3 separate regions of the Mus musculus genome follow, and regions 2 and 3 are each linked to region 1. A link is a loop called in an ENCODE intact Hi-C map of the cell type or tissue named here. Cell type or tissue: left cerebral cortex. All regions are shown on one strand. Region 1 has its middle 15 kb from the start of Gm39082. Region 2 has its middle 120 kb from the start of Cacng3. Region 3 overlaps Prkcb (protein kinase C, beta).

Evidence for each region. A loop is a pair of places that touch in the nucleus more often than their neighbours do. Peaks named below come from ENCODE experiments on the same cell type or tissue, not always from the same donor. Only the 100,000 strongest peaks of a DNase experiment are listed, where the experiment ranks them.
Region 2: it touches region 1 in a loop (2.8-fold over the local background); 2 of 42 quality-filtered maps call a loop at or near these places.
Region 3: it touches region 1 in a loop (2.7-fold over the local background); 2 of 42 quality-filtered maps call a loop at or near these places.

The regions. Positions count from the first base shown.
Region 1 is chr7:122,907,318-122,912,317 of GRCm38, reverse strand. No RefSeq gene overlaps it. Among named protein-coding and RNA genes, the nearest start is that of Gm39082, 15 kb to the left of the region's middle. In left cerebral cortex, CTCF peaks have their summits at 2,829 (motif pointing right) and 4,128 (motif pointing right); a DNase peak (open chromatin) is centred at 2,840.
Region 2 is chr7:122,791,484-122,796,483 of GRCm38, reverse strand. No RefSeq gene overlaps it. Among named protein-coding and RNA genes, the nearest start is that of Cacng3, 120 kb to the right of the region's middle. In left cerebral cortex, no CTCF peak of the experiment used is centred here; DNase peaks (open chromatin) are centred at 1,112 and 2,383; H3K27ac peaks cover 423 bases.
Region 3 is chr7:122,572,121-122,577,120 of GRCm38, reverse strand. All of the region lies in intron 10 of Prkcb (protein kinase C, beta), which reads right to left. Among named protein-coding and RNA genes, the nearest start is that of Cacng3, 97 kb to the left of the region's middle. In left cerebral cortex, no CTCF peak of the experiment used is centred here; DNase peaks (open chromatin) are centred at 2,172, 2,483, 3,832, 4,297 and 2 more places; H3K27ac peaks cover 3,987 bases.

The sequences.
Region 1 (5,000 bases):
TCTGATAGAAAGATGGAATGGCCTTTTGAAGACGCAGTTACAGCGTCAATTAGGTGGTAACAGCTTGGAAGGCTGGGGTAGAGTTCTTCAGAAGGCAGTATATGCTTTGAATCAGCGCTCGATATATGGTACAGTTTCACCCATAGCCAGGATTCATGGGTCCAGGAATCAAGGGGTGGAAAATGGAATAGTTCCACTTACTATCACCCCTAGTGACCCTCTAGGAAAATTTTTGCTTCCTGTCCCCATAACTCTAGGTTCTGCTGGCTTAGAAGTTTTGGCTCCAGAGAGGGGAGTGCTCCTACCAGGAGCTACAACAAACATTCCATTGAACTGGAAGCTCAGACTTCCCCCTGGTCATTTTGGGCTTCTAATGCCCTTAAACCAACAGGCTAAAAAAGGAATAACAGTGTTAGGAGGGGTGATAGATCCAGATTACCATGGGGAAATTGGATTACCTCTTCACAATGGTGGTAAGCAAGATTATGTCTGGAGTGTAGATGATCCCTTAGGGCGTCTCTTAGTACTACCATGTCCTGTGATTAAAGTCAATGGGAAACTACAACAGCCTAATCCAAGCAGGATGACAAAGGACGCAGACCCATCAGGAATGAAGGTATGGGTCAATCCTCTAGGAAAAGAGCCAAGACCTGCTGAGGTTCTGGCTGAAGGAGAAGGAAATACAGAATGGGTAGTAGAGGAAGGTAGTTATAAATACCAATTAAGGCCACATAACCAGTTGCAGAAACGAGGATTATAAAGTAATATGAATGCCCACTGTAAATTTACTAATGCGTTTGCAATTGTACGAGGGATAGTTATATCATGTTAGGCGTATTTACAACCTTGTTATTGTTTCATGTGAACATGAGATATTATTTGTGTCAAGTTGACAAGGGGTGGATTGTAGTGGCTATTCCTGGTTGTCAACTTGACAATATTTGGAATGAACTACAATCCGGAATTGGAAGGCTCACCAGTGACCCTTATCTGGAGGCTTGGAGATCCTTATCTGGATCTTGGTTTGAAGATCTTGAGCCACAGTGGCTATGGATTCCAGAAGATTGAATCTCCGAGTTTAAGGAACACACCTTTAATCTGGGCTACACCTTTCATCTGGGATTAAAGGTGTGGCGGAACACACCTTTAATCTGGGCTACACCTTCTGCTGGAGACAATATAAGGACATTGGAAGAAGGGAGTCTAGCTCTTGCTCTTGCTCCTGCTCCTTCGCCTGCTTGCTGTGTGAGACTGAGTAACTGCTAGATCCTTGGACTTCCATTCACAGCTGCGACTGAACAATTGTTGGGAATTGGGCTGCCAACTGTAAGTCATCAATAAATTCCTTTACTATCTAGAGACTATCCATAAGTTCTGTGACTCTAGAGAACCCTGACTAATACATTCCCCATCCCCCAAACACACATGTACACACTCCAGTGTGACCAGGAACACATGCCTCCCCCTGTTTGGGTCCAGCCCATCTTTGAATCTCATTTCTCTCATCTGTTAAATGAGTCTGGAGGTAGATTGCTTTGCAAGGTATCTTTCATTGCTAACGTAGACATGGTTTTCACTCTTTCCCTCTGACGTCGGCCCTGGATGTACATAGAGTTACCTACCTTGTTATGTGCTCATGTCTGCCATCACAACATCCCCGTCCACTTTCCAACCTGGACTCCAGAGAGATACATAGGAAATGATCCCAGAAACTGAGAGTCATTGGTACCTGTAAAAGTAACTTTTATTTGTCTGATGTAACTGTTGTCTCGGAGGCTTACTGCTGCCATCAGCTAACCTAGGCCTCGTCTTGGAAGCTTCTAGCCTCCATGCAATCTAATCTAGGCCTAGAATGTCTTCAGCTTCTGAGACTTGCTGCTTAACAAGCTCACCTTTTCTAGCTCTTTCTGAGCTCTGGCTGGCTGGTTCAACTCAACTATTCTGGCTCAAACTCCTTTCCTAGCTGGCTGATTCGAACTAGCTTCTCAGCTTCTGACTGAATTGCTCTGCTTGGCCTCAAACTATCCCTAGCAATCTGTTCGAATCTTCTGGCTCCTTCTCTTTCCCTGGCTTGTTTTGTCTTCACCTGTGTCTAGCTTGTTCTCTCTTCAACCTGACTCTGTAAAAGTGTTCTATAAAAACCGTCTCTGAGCTCCACTAACTGAACTGTCGTGAATTCCACTCCACTGCACTCACTGCCTCTCAACTCGCTGACTCAACCGCACTGACTAAACAGAACGGACTACAACTCAGAGATCTGCGTGCCTCTGTCTCCTGAGTGCTGGGATTAAAGGTGTGTACCACCATGCCTAGACCTAAGCTTTTCTTTACCTGAAACTAGCTCTATATCAAGGCTGGTCTTGAACTCAGAAATCAGCTTGCCTCAGTCTCCTGGGATTACAGGCATGTCTGTATTCCAGCTGGATCACAGAGACCTAGAAGGTCTTTGGCTGTGATCTCTTGCCAGAGCAGCCTCATTCTGAGTTAATATTTCTATACAGGTAAGAGCGAGGGAGGCAGAGTCCCTCTAATCTGTTCCTGCTCAGACAGGGCAGTTGCTATAATTGCTCACAGGAGGTTTGGCTCACATCCCTGGGAAGATGCGAGAGACCAGCTTGGTCCATCACTAGGGACAGTCCCTCTTTGAACTGGTGGGTATAGGCTAGCAGTACTTCCAGGTCCTCTCTGGATTCAGATCTACTTTCCAATCTCTACAGCACTTTCAAAGTACGTGTAAGAGTATGCGGGCGTGAGAATCTGAAGCAGAAGACCAGTGTTAGACTCTGCTTTTGCTCTGTGAGAAAAATTTAGCTGAGTTGGCCTAATCCTATCTTGACCAGGCGGGGGCACCCCCTTTCTGTGTCCTTGATAGTGGAGAGCTGGTTTTGAATCTAGATCCCATAGCTCGGCCCGGCAGCAGCTTCCTCTCCCTCTAAGAGAGCTGGCCTTCACAGGTCATAGATATTCGTCCCAAGTTTAAGGCTGTCTCCAACAGTTTTTGATCCAGCAGCGGAGGAAGAATCTCTTGCCTGCAGGAGCCCAGGAAACACGCGTTTCTGGACTTGACTTCTTGGCCTATGCTGGGTTTAGGTTCTCCAGAAGGGGTGACTGAAGAAATAGAGTGAAAACGGAACCGGAAGTCCATTGGTGTTGCCTGAGAACCTGTCGGGTCGTCAAGGCCACGTGGCTGGTGCTCTGCTGTGAAGTCTTTGCTGAGAGCCTGATGCAAGGAGCTGTGAGGGCCTCGGAATCGGTGTAAACCGACACCTTGCTGGCAAAGGGTAGTGTTTAATTCATAACTAAGACATAGATATGGACTGTTTTGATCTGGGCATGATGTCATGTTCTTACAATCTCAACACTCAGGAGTCCGAGGCAGGAGGATCATGAGGTTTGAGTCCATTTTGGGTTACTATAGAGAACCTTAAACAAACAAAACAAACAAAGACAAGGAAAGAGTTTTAAAAAGGCAGGAAGGAAGGAAAGGAGGGATGTGAGAAGGAGAAAGGAAATAGAAGGAGGAAGGGAGAGAGGACGGGAAAAAAGAGGAGGGAGAAGAAGGGGAAGGGAGGAAGGGGAAGGGAGGAAGAGGAAGAGGAGGAAAGGAAGGGGCAGGGGCAAAAGGGGCAGGGGCAGGGGCAGCAGAAGAGGGGGAAGGGGCAGGGGAGGAGGGGTCAGGGGAAGGGGCAGGGGAAGAAGGGGAAGGGGCAGGGGAAGAGGGGGCAGGGGAAGGGAAAGAGGGGGAAGGGGCAGGGGTATGTGAAGGGGAAAGGGAAGGGGCAGGGGCAGGGGTAGGGGCAGGGGCAGGGGAAGGGGAAGAACTTATCTTTAGTGGCTGGACTGGAGGTCTGCAGTCTGGGCTTTCTGAGGTTCTGAGAGGGACCTGTCTCTTGCCCTCTCGTACCTTCTGGTAATTGCTGGAAATTTTTGACATTCTTGATCTCTGCCTTCATCTTTGTCATGCATCTCTTTTTAATTTTTAAAAAGATTTATGTTTTTATTATATATACAGTATATATGTATATGCACATTATAGATTTAGAATATCTATATAAGTATATAATTATATATAAACATATATATTACATATCATATATATCAGTGTACATTATATATACATATATTATATATATGCTTGCATGTATGCCTGCAGGCCAGGAGAGGGCACCAGATTACATTATAGATGGTTGTGAGCCACCATGTGGTGTCTAGGAATTGAACTGAGGACCTCTGGAAGGGCATCAAGTGCTTTTAGCCTCTGAACCATCTCTTCAGACCTCCTATACATCTTCATTTTAAAATTTCCCCTGTTTATAAGGACAGTGGTCATACTGTCGTAGACTCTCAATGACCCGTTTGTGTTAATTACTTCTAATTCTGTCTCCAAATAAGCTCATATTCAAAGGCAAGGGGTAAGAACTTCAGGACTTCAACTTATGTTGTTGGCTAGGGTATAAGATCGAATCCACACTGTGCAGTTTTGCAAGACACATGTGAGCCCCTAGAAGCCAGTCCTGCTGGCATCTGGAGGAGCAGGCATGCTGGCTTGGAAGGGGGTTCTGGGTTTGAGATCAACAGCATTTACTTCCCAGTGGCTTTCCAAGGATGGCTGATCTGAGGGGGGATTTGTTCACATAGTCACAAGGCTGAAGTGTTCCACGATAGGCTGACTGTTAGAAAAGAAGCTGGCCTCCTAGCTTGGTTCAAGAAGCTACAAACCTCAGAATGAGGGAGGCTGATGATACAGCCCTCAGTCAAAAGTAGAACTCCTGAGAACTCCCCGAGCAGGGGATATTGGTGTAAGCCTTAAGAATAAGACACTAAAGAATCAGAGTATGAAGTAGGGTGGGGACAGCAGAAACTCACCTGCCGATGATGCTGTTCCATCCCCTCTTATCCTGAGGCTGATTGGATGATGCCAGCTTGAAGGCAGGTCTTTCTCATCTGCCAATCTTCTCCGGAAAAACCTTCACAGACACACCCAGAAGCAACACTTTACT
Region 2 (5,000 bases), 120 kb after region 1:
ACAATGGCTGCATCTGTACTGAACATCTGCATTTTTCCTTGTCCTTAGTCCATAAATAATATACTATAGCAACTATTTAACAGCATCTACATTGTACTGGCTGGGTTCATGTGTCAACTTGACACAAGCTAGAGTCATCAGAGAGAAGGAGTCTTGGTTGAGGAAATGCCACAATGTAATCCAGCTGTATGGTATCTTCTCTATTAGTGATCAATAGGGGAGGGCCCAGCCCATTGTAGGTGGTGCCATTCCTGGGCTGGTGGTCCTGGATTCTATAAGAAAGTAGACTGAGCAAGCCATGGGGAGCAATCCAATAAGCAACATCCCTCCACGGCCTCTGCATCAGCTCTTTTCTCCAAGTTCCTGCCCTGTTGCATTTCTGTCCTGACTTCCTTTGATGTTGAACAACAATATGGAGGTGTAAGCCAAATAAACCCTTTCCTCCCAACTTGTTTTTTAGTCATGGTGTTTCATCACAGCAATAGAAACCCTAACTAAGACATATATTGAGTATTGTAAGTAATCTGCAAATGATTTAAAACATATAGGTGGCCATACATTGGCTATATTTAAACAGTATCCCATTTTACACAAGGGACTCCAAACCATCAGTTAGGCCATCTACCTGCAGAGTCTTACTGTTAGATTCCCAGTAGTACCAAGGAAGGGCTAAACTTCTGAACTCAAACTAATCCTTCCATCTAGTACTCATTGACCTTGGGCTTGGAGTCCCCACTCCTCCATGGTCCCACTCTTTCTATAGAGTCTCCATATGTTAAGGAAACAGTTTTCTCTAGTTTTGTTTGTGTTTTGTGAGCCGACTGCTTCTCTAGCTCCAGTTTTGGCATAATGCTTCCGAACATCTGATGGTATTTTCTTGTCTTCCCATGGACTGATAAATTAGTTTCATGCAAGGTGGGGTAATGGCAATAGAACCCTTGTTCTAAACCAGTCTCCTAGGGAACTCTCTTGCACTTGGCAAATGGAGCATGCTCCCTGGCTCACTGGAGATGCTCTGCTAGGTATCTGCAGAATGAGATGAAGAGACAGACAGTAGGGAAGAGAGCTTTAGACTCTGCAGAGCTTGATAGCTTATGTAATACGGGGCTTGGGAGGATGGGTGTCGAAACAGACGGTGCTGACTCCGGCTCAGTTGTGTACTCACTTGGTGACTCTGAGCAACTTACTTTCCCTCCCTCAGCTTCACTTTCCTCATTCAGAAAATGGAGATGATAATTCCTGGCTGGTGGCAGGCACTGCCCTGAGGATCGACGACACAGTGAACACCAAGTGCTTAGCACAGCACCTGGTGCACATATCAGAAAAGATTAAACTTGGTTCAAATTGCACAAAATATTTTGGATCCAGAGCCGTGTCTGAGGCATGTGGTCTTGTTACTTGTGTTCTCACCAGCTGTCCCTCCCTCCCACCCGCTGTGCTCCCGAATTCACCTGCCTCTTCCCACGCTGTGCTCCACCCCACAACGCCCGCCCGCTCAACTGTGCAAAGTTTCTGCCTTCCAAGCAACGCAGAAAACCTGCCACCCTAGTCTTCCCCTTAATGGTCCTTGGTAAAAACCCTTAACTGAGCCTGTCATCACTGGAGGTGGGAGGTGAGTGAGCTATCAGTATCCTTCACTTAAAGGACCTAGATATCTCTCATGGTGCCTGAACCGATGAAGAGATAGAAACAGGAATGTTACTCCCATTTCTTTATGGGCACAGCACATCTGTAGTTGAAATATCCTCTCCAGGGCACTTGACAGATACATTCAAGAATACTGTTCCTAGGATGGCATCTCACAGCGATAAAGAACTCACCCTGTAAGTCAAACTTTAGATATACAAACATAGGGACTGATGAGTTGGCTTGTTAGGGAAAGGTACTTGCTGCCACACATGGTAATCCGAGTTCTATTCCTGGGAGTCACATGATGGAAGAGGAGAGCTACCTCCTGCAAATTGTCCACTGACCTCTGCACCATGTGTGTGCCAACACACACACACACACACACACACACACACACACACACACACACACACACACAAGCATGTGCATGCACAATAATATGGGAATAGTTTATAACTTCCTGAAAATATCTAACAGAGGCAGTGCCGGTGTGCACAAGTGTGTAACTAATACAGGTTTGTCATTATTATAACCTTTATCCATCTTTGTAGAATGTCTCCCTTCTCTGTCCCTTCAACTGTGTCTGCAGAATGGGTGGAAGGAAACCCAGCTCTACCTCCTCAGACTTTTGTGGCCAGAGTCCAAAGGATACTGTGCCCAGACGTCTGGGCTGCCAAGGGTCCACTCCAGCTGGGCAGGAGCTCCCGGCTGCCGCTCTGTGTCCTTGCACCGTGAGGCCTCTTTTCATTTTGTTTTTTAAATATTTCCCAAAGCTCTAATTGCTACACTTCCTCAAATGTTTTTTAATACAGGCAATCAGTGACTACTGCAATTAGGAGGGCCTAATTACCATTGGCATTCTTTTTCTTCTGAGAAACCACCATTGGAACAGTCACAAATAAACCTTAATGAAGACCAAAGATCTTTCCACAATCGAAAGTCATTTGTAATCATGATCTCTTATTGTCAAAGCCAGCAGGCAGACGAGTCCTTTGAAGGACTATTGCATATGCAGCAGCAGCAGCAGCAGCAACAGCAGTAGCAGTTCTGGGGTCCTTCAGGGGACACAGGGGACTTGCACCTCACCTATTGTTGGTAGTATAGTATTTTATTTGTCTGATGAAATTACCTAAGTGATACATTTAAAGAAAAATTCCTAAGGTGCTGGAGAGATGGCTCAGCAGGTAATGTGCTTGCTATGCAAGCATGAGGACCCGAGTTCAACCCCTAGTACCCACAGAAAAAGCTGGCTGCTACAGTGGGACATGGCTATAATCTCAGTGCTGGGGAATAGAGATAGAAGGATCCCTGGGGTGTGCTAGCCAGCTAAAGTCAGGTGCAAAGCAATTGAAGAAGTCGACTCCAGGCTTCCATATGCATGTACATTCATATGCATACATAACCCATGCACACGAAGAGTTCCCAAGATGTAGGATACAAACCATAAACTGCACACATTGCAAATCCAAGGTTTGATGCATTTTAAAGTCTAAGTAGATCCTATATAACATCCCTGGAGTCATGCAGAAAGCATTTCCAGGATGGAAGGCCGCTCCACTGTGCTTCATTCAGTGTTGAATGAGAAGTCAGAAAGAACCAGGAGGAGGGCTAGGGAGCTGGGGTTCTAAGAATCTGGCTTTATTCAACTACAAATAGTTGGAGAATAGAGCTCTAAAAGACAGAGCGAGGGGCCTAAGAGCTGGTATGCACACACTTTGACAAGAACTGGTGACAGGTGGGGAATCCAGATCCAGAAACTAAAGACAGAACCAGGACTCAGGAGATAGGGGAACCAAAAGCTGGATGCCAGTCACATTCATGATGTGCCCGAGTTCACCAAGAACCAGAGGGAGCCCAAGGAAGGCCATTGCTTGTCACAGCTGCCTCTGAATTCACTTTAATGGGGATGAGCTGGAGTCCAGAGCCCTCTGCACTTGCCTCAACACGGGGAACCTTCAGAGCACAGAGGTGCAGTTTACAGACCATCACCTGTGCTAGGTGTAACCTGGAGCCAGAAGGCAGAACTCTGGAACCTGGGGTAAGGAGCACCAAACTGATGGTAGAAAGTTCAGTTTACATGGAAGCCTCTGTGTGTGTTGGCTAAATGTGGCAGGTAGGGTTGCATCCTTCCCTGTGAGATCTTACCCTTAGAAGAGGCTACATGTCAGCCACAGGACACTGGCATCCCTCGCCCATATTGGTAGAAGGGAGAAGGTAAACCCCTTCTCATTTCTGTCACCGTCTCCCTCAATACAGAATGGTGATGTACTGTGCGGCCTCCTGGGGAGGCTGAGGTAGAAGTGTCACTCGAGCCCAACAGGAGTCCTAATTTTGGGGCCAGTCTGGGCAATACTGTGAAAGGGCTCTCATTCCTATACTGTCCCTCTTGTTCTCAATCTTGCTCTAGTTTTTTGTTTTGTTTTGTTTTGTTTTGTTTCTAAAGAGGGCTGGAGATGCAGCTTGATGGTGGAGTGTATTTAAGAAGCTCAAGGATGGGCTGTGGCTGTGGCTCAGTCAGGAGTGTGTTTGCATAGCATGCATGAAGCCTTGGCTTCCATTCCTACATGTCATAAACAAGACGTGGTGGCACACTCCTGTAATACTGGTAATAGACAGATGAGGGCAAGAAGGATCAGAAGTCCAGATTCATCTCTTACACAGTGAATTCAAGGCCAACCTATAATATACAAGTCCATCTTTTAAAAAACAGCAACATAAAATAAAACAAAGAAACTCAAAACAACAATAAAAAAACAAAAAAGACCAAAAACAAAACAAACAAACAAACAAAAAAAACTAAAGGAAGAGATCAACCCCCAACCCTCAAAACACACACACACACACACACACACACACACACACACACACACACACATGAGAGAGAGAGAGAGAGAGAGAGAGAGAGAGAGAGAGAGAGAGAGAGAGAGAACTGTTGAAGCGGTTGAAGGTGATCGGTTTTCTTGCTTCTACCTCCTGAGCACTGGGATTGCAAGCGTGCATCACCATACTTCTTGGTGCTGCACTGGGGATTGAACCCAAGGCTCCATGAATGCTAGACAGTCACTTACCAACTGAACTACACCCCCAGGCCCAATTTTACATGTTTTTAAAAAACATAACTTTCTATTACATTGTAATATTGTATACTAGACTATACCAACACTGAGTGATTAGCTTAATGACTTTTTACATAAGTACTTGTTTATGTAACCCAGCCTACATAAATGGTGTCTTACTCTAGAATGTTACTTCAGGCTTTTCAGGGGAAGAATTAAAAAAAAAAAAGGCATCACTGTTTTAACTTCTATCACCCTAGCTAGTTTGGGCTATTGTTGTGCTTCAGTTAAACTTATTAAATGTTAGATTACAGC
Region 3 (5,000 bases), 340 kb after region 1:
ATAGGAAGCCATGGGTGAGACCAGCTCATGTCTGAAGATGATGAAGAAGAGGGAGCTTTAGCCCGTCTCTTCCCCCCTCCCCCACCCCCGGGTGAATTCAAGCTCTCCAGTAAGCTTTACTCCTCTCTTAAAATACACTCAGGGTAGAGTGGTATCGGGGGGCATCCTCTCCTCTGAGGAGAAGGGGAGGGAGAAGGGGCCAGGGATTTGCAAGGACAGGACTGGGGGAAGGGAGACAGGGCATTGTGATTGGGATGTAAAGTGAAAAATGAATTATGGAAAGAAATATTGTTAAACGTAAGCAGCTTTTCAAAGATCTATCCTTCCTCACCTTAAAAAAAATAGTCTTAGAAATTCAGTTTATGGGGTTTTTGTCATTGCTGTCATTTGGTTGGCTATCCGGCTTGCTTTTTGTTTATTCGTTTAGTTGGTTGGTTTTTGTCCTTTGTTTTTTTCTGACTATGGTGAGACAGGCCTGTAATGAAGCACGTGAGCAGCTGAGGCAGAAAGACCATAAGACCATCTCGTACTATATAGCAAGACTAAAATAAGTACATAAGTTGAAATTCACTTTAAAAACTGAAACGTAATTGCTTAAATATGTTAAATCTTCATAACTGGAAAGGCACTGTCCTTGTAAAAACTATAAACTCAGTCTGGACTCTGCTATTTACATTCTATATCCAATTTGACTTTGGTGCATCAATATTTTAAAGAATTTATTTTATATATCAAAAACAAACACCATTTGTCCATGTCACAAAGTTCATATCCTGCAGTAGCCAGGAATGACAAAGTTTGGAAAGTCCAACTGGGGGCCAACCAGAGCCAACCTTGAGTAGAGGCAAACTTGAGAGCTTCCTCTGAACATATGTTTGTGTGTGTGTGTGTGTGTGTGTGTGTGTGTGTGTCTGTGTGTGTGTGTGTGTATGCATGCATATGTGCGTGTATGTGTGTATGTATGTGTGTACGTGTGTATTAGTCATTACAGAGGCCAAAATAAAGAGTAAGATACAGAACTTTTCCCTAGAGCATCTAAAATCTTGGTTAAAATATACATATAACTAATTCAAACCATGCTCAAAATAAATGCAATAGAAGAAATGGCATTAAGAGAGCCAGGAGCAAACCCTGGGACCTCAGTTAACTATAGGATCTCCTCCACAGCCCTGGAATTTGACCTTGTTCCCCATTCTCCTTACAAAACCATTGCCTCAGACGTTCTTTGTTCTCAAACCTGTGGTATTCGATGAGGTTTTGCCTGATGGGCTCCCCCATATAAGAATCATAGAAGTATTTACTGAGGATCACCTTCAAAATGGGTGTACCCCTCCCCCTCTAGTCACGGCCCAGGGGCTCTCTCTGGACTGACACGTGTTGCCTCCAATTTCTATCCTCCCCTCTCTCCTGAGCTCCAGCCGGCTCCAGCTGGCTCCAGCCAACTCCAGGACGTTCCTAAGTGGGCGTTCCACTGTCATCTCCAATTAAAAGCACAGAGAGGCAAACTCACCAACTCTCTCTTCAAACTAGCCAGTCTGCTCAGCCTTAAAATGCCTCTTCAAAAGTGCTGCTGCCGTGGCCTGTAAGCTGAAAGGGGCTCCTGTGCATTTTCAATTCTTTTCTTCTTCTCCCCCCGCCCCAAATTCCCTCAGTAAATTCAAAAAGCTAAAAAACAAAACAAAACAAAACAAAACTCATGTATACATGTCATGTATAATAGTTGTGCAGAATTTTCTAAATTTGGAATGCGAGTCCAGGGTGTGGTCATATAAAATGATAAGTGCACTGCCTACGCACAGTTCATCTGAGCAGAGCACATGGAGACAGAGAACGCAAAAAGAGGCAATCCTCCCCCAGCGTAGCTGAAATAGAGTGGGGCATGATGCCTGTGTGGTGGTGGTGGGATGTCTGCCATTTTCTCTGAGATTATGGTATATGTGTGTGGTGTATGGACACATGTGTCCAGGTACATGGGCCCATGCATGTGTGCTGAGTCTAGAGGATGATGTTGAATGGCCTGCTTTATCACCCTGCCTCATTTCTTTGCGTTAGGGTCTCTCACTGCCCTGAGGCTGGCAGCCTATCAAGCTCCAGAGATCCTCCTGTTTCCTCCCTCACAGCAGGAGGGTTTACGGGTATATGAGAGCTGGGTTCTGAACTCAGTTCCCTGTGCACATGAAGTAAGCACTGTCATCCATTGGACCGTCTCCCTGGGTCCCTTGCCACTTTTAATGAGACCTTGGTGAGGGGATACCAACCACGTGGGCCGCTCTCGTACAGTGTTCTAAGATGAATTGTGTTATGTTGTCTCTGTAGCAATTTTTAATGATTTTTTTCAAGGCTTGTCCGTGAATTCAGTGTGTCTGTAAGTTGATCCCTTTATCACACACAGCCATCTGCTTCTCTCCAGAGAAGCCGTGAAGTACTGTGAATAAGAGCTCTGGCTTTGGCATCAGCCAGCCCTGGTTCACACCCTAGTTACACGGGATACTTGCTCTGGGACCTCGGGGTTGGTTGTTCGCACCCACTGTCTTCCTAAACGGAGTAGAGTCCTAGCAGCTTCGCCTCCATATGGGGTGCTCTCACATCAGACAGCCATGCCAAGTCTGTGTGCATTCACAGAGCTTCATAGGGGTGAATGTGTGGTCAAGGAGATGTGTGCACACTGAACTCTTCTTTCTCTCATTCTACAGCATGATAATCCCAATCCAACACAAGGACCTCGTGCTTTTTCTGTTCTGGCTTCCTATCTCCCTTTGGTGCAGACACAAAGGTTCTCAAGGGCTGGAAGAACCTTTCTTCTTCTGTGGACTTAAAGGATCTTTAATTATCAAATGAATATGCCAATGCTGCCATCAGAAGAATACAAGAGACTAGAAAGAACCCAACTATCACTATCCCAACCTGCCCTAACACTTAGATTCAGTTGGCATTTCTGGTTCCTTCCCTACCCAAGATCCTCTAATCATTAGTGCCCAGCAGCCCTGATACCTGCCAAGTTCCCAGGAACCCCTTGGGTACTACATCTCTTTTTTATGAGGCACTTCAGACTGCATCTGTATCGGAATCTCCATGGATTCTACTGGCATCCCCCAGTTAACAGAAGCACCAATTATGCCCTCCCAGTAGACACAACACTTTTTTATAAGGTTCCCACTGAGTTAGTGTTACCTAATAAACACTTGGTCGGGCCAGGAAGGAACACCTGACATAACGGAATCAATCAGATCCCCTCTCCTGCGATTATGAATTGGAACTCAGGAAATTTGCTGGATATGGATTAGAGAAGCCACACCGGCCAAAAGCAGTGACAAACAGAGAAACAATAAGAAAGAAGATAAAATCTGCCTTAAATTCACAAATCCTAGTTCCTTCCAAGGTCAAGCACACACATGCCTTTGTTTCTCCCATAAAGACTTCCTTAGTGTTGGTTGCTTTTTTCTGTTTATGCATGAGGTAGTTTAGTGTGGGAGAGAAGTATCCTACTTCTTACAACCCTGACATCTCTGACCAAGACTCTTCCGAGAACCTTCTTCAGCATTGCCCTAAGGTCCAAGCACCTCCTTGGGCATTACTACAAAAACCAGATGTGGCCTGAGTCACCATGGCCCCTTGGACGCTCTGGAGCCTCAATGGGCATGACGCCAATAGGTGGAAACCATCCCTGTCCCCATCTCTGCCCTCTTTTGTATTCTGGGTGGATGTTTCTCCCAGCATGCCTTGCAGCTGAGTTATTGCTGGGCCATGGCAGCAAATTTGGGGAGGAAGTAACTTCTGTCCTTCAATGACTCATGAAATCTAATTCTATTTAAGAAAAAAAAAAGAGGTGCATATGTTCAATTGAAAAGAAAACAGTTAAAATAGATGTTTTGCTGAAGAAACTTAACTGCCTGTGCCCACTGGCAGTTGGGAAATTACATGAATGTGCCTGGCTGACAATTGTCCCTGAGAAAAACTGCAAAAAGATGGGAGGAAATGAAATTATTGTGTGCCTGTGCAGCAAGGGGCCCCAGCCCAGCTCCAATCATGGAACAAACTTCTACTCGGTGTTTGTTAGATTCGTTCTACTGTCCCTTTTAATTCCCATGTAATGGGCTCCTTTTACAAGATGATAAAACCCATATTCACAGCTGTTAGTGACTTTCTAGGAGTCCTATGGCCGGTAATCATAGGTCCATATCCATCTCCCTGGGGAATGCATGCTTTGGCCTGTGTGTCTCTGGAACAACTCACCAGAAGTCCATTTGCCTGAAACGGGCTCATCCAATGAGCAACTAACTCTCTAAAACTTAACTCTCTTCCAAAAGCTTTTGCATCTATTTTGCCATCTTGTGGTCAATTTTTTTAAAAATCTAAGAGGCTGAGCAGATGGCTCATATGTTGTTACCTATGAGTGCCCCGACATTTGCTGTGTAAGCACGAGGGCCCAAGTTCAAATCCCCAGCACCCGTGTAAAAACTTGAGGTGTTTGGGTACATGCACCTGTAATCTCAGTTCTGGGAAGTGCAGAAGATATATTGCAATCACTGGAGCATTCTGGCCCTTGTCTAAAGGTAACAAGGGACAGAGAAGGTCACATAATGTCCTCCTCTGGACTGTGTATGTGGCTGCATGCACATGTGTGTCTATAACACACACCCCAATTTTAATTGCCTTGGTAGAGACACTTCTGAAATATTGGAAACTCAAGAAGACAGTTATCTATACATCCTTCCCTGACTCTAATCAATGTCTTGATTTGGCCATGCCAGCCTTCTCTGTGTACATGTGTAGGCTGAACACATTTAGAATACATCAAACAAAATTTAATATTCTAGATTTCCACTAACAGGGAAAATGGCACACATACTTTTGAAAGCTTTGAAAATACAGTATAAGGATACTTCTGACAGAGTTTTGTTTTTCTAAACAACTTTTAAAATAATGAGCTTTGGGACCAGAGAGCGGTGGAACATGCCTTTAGTCCCAGCACTCGGGAGACAGAGACAGGTGGATCCCTG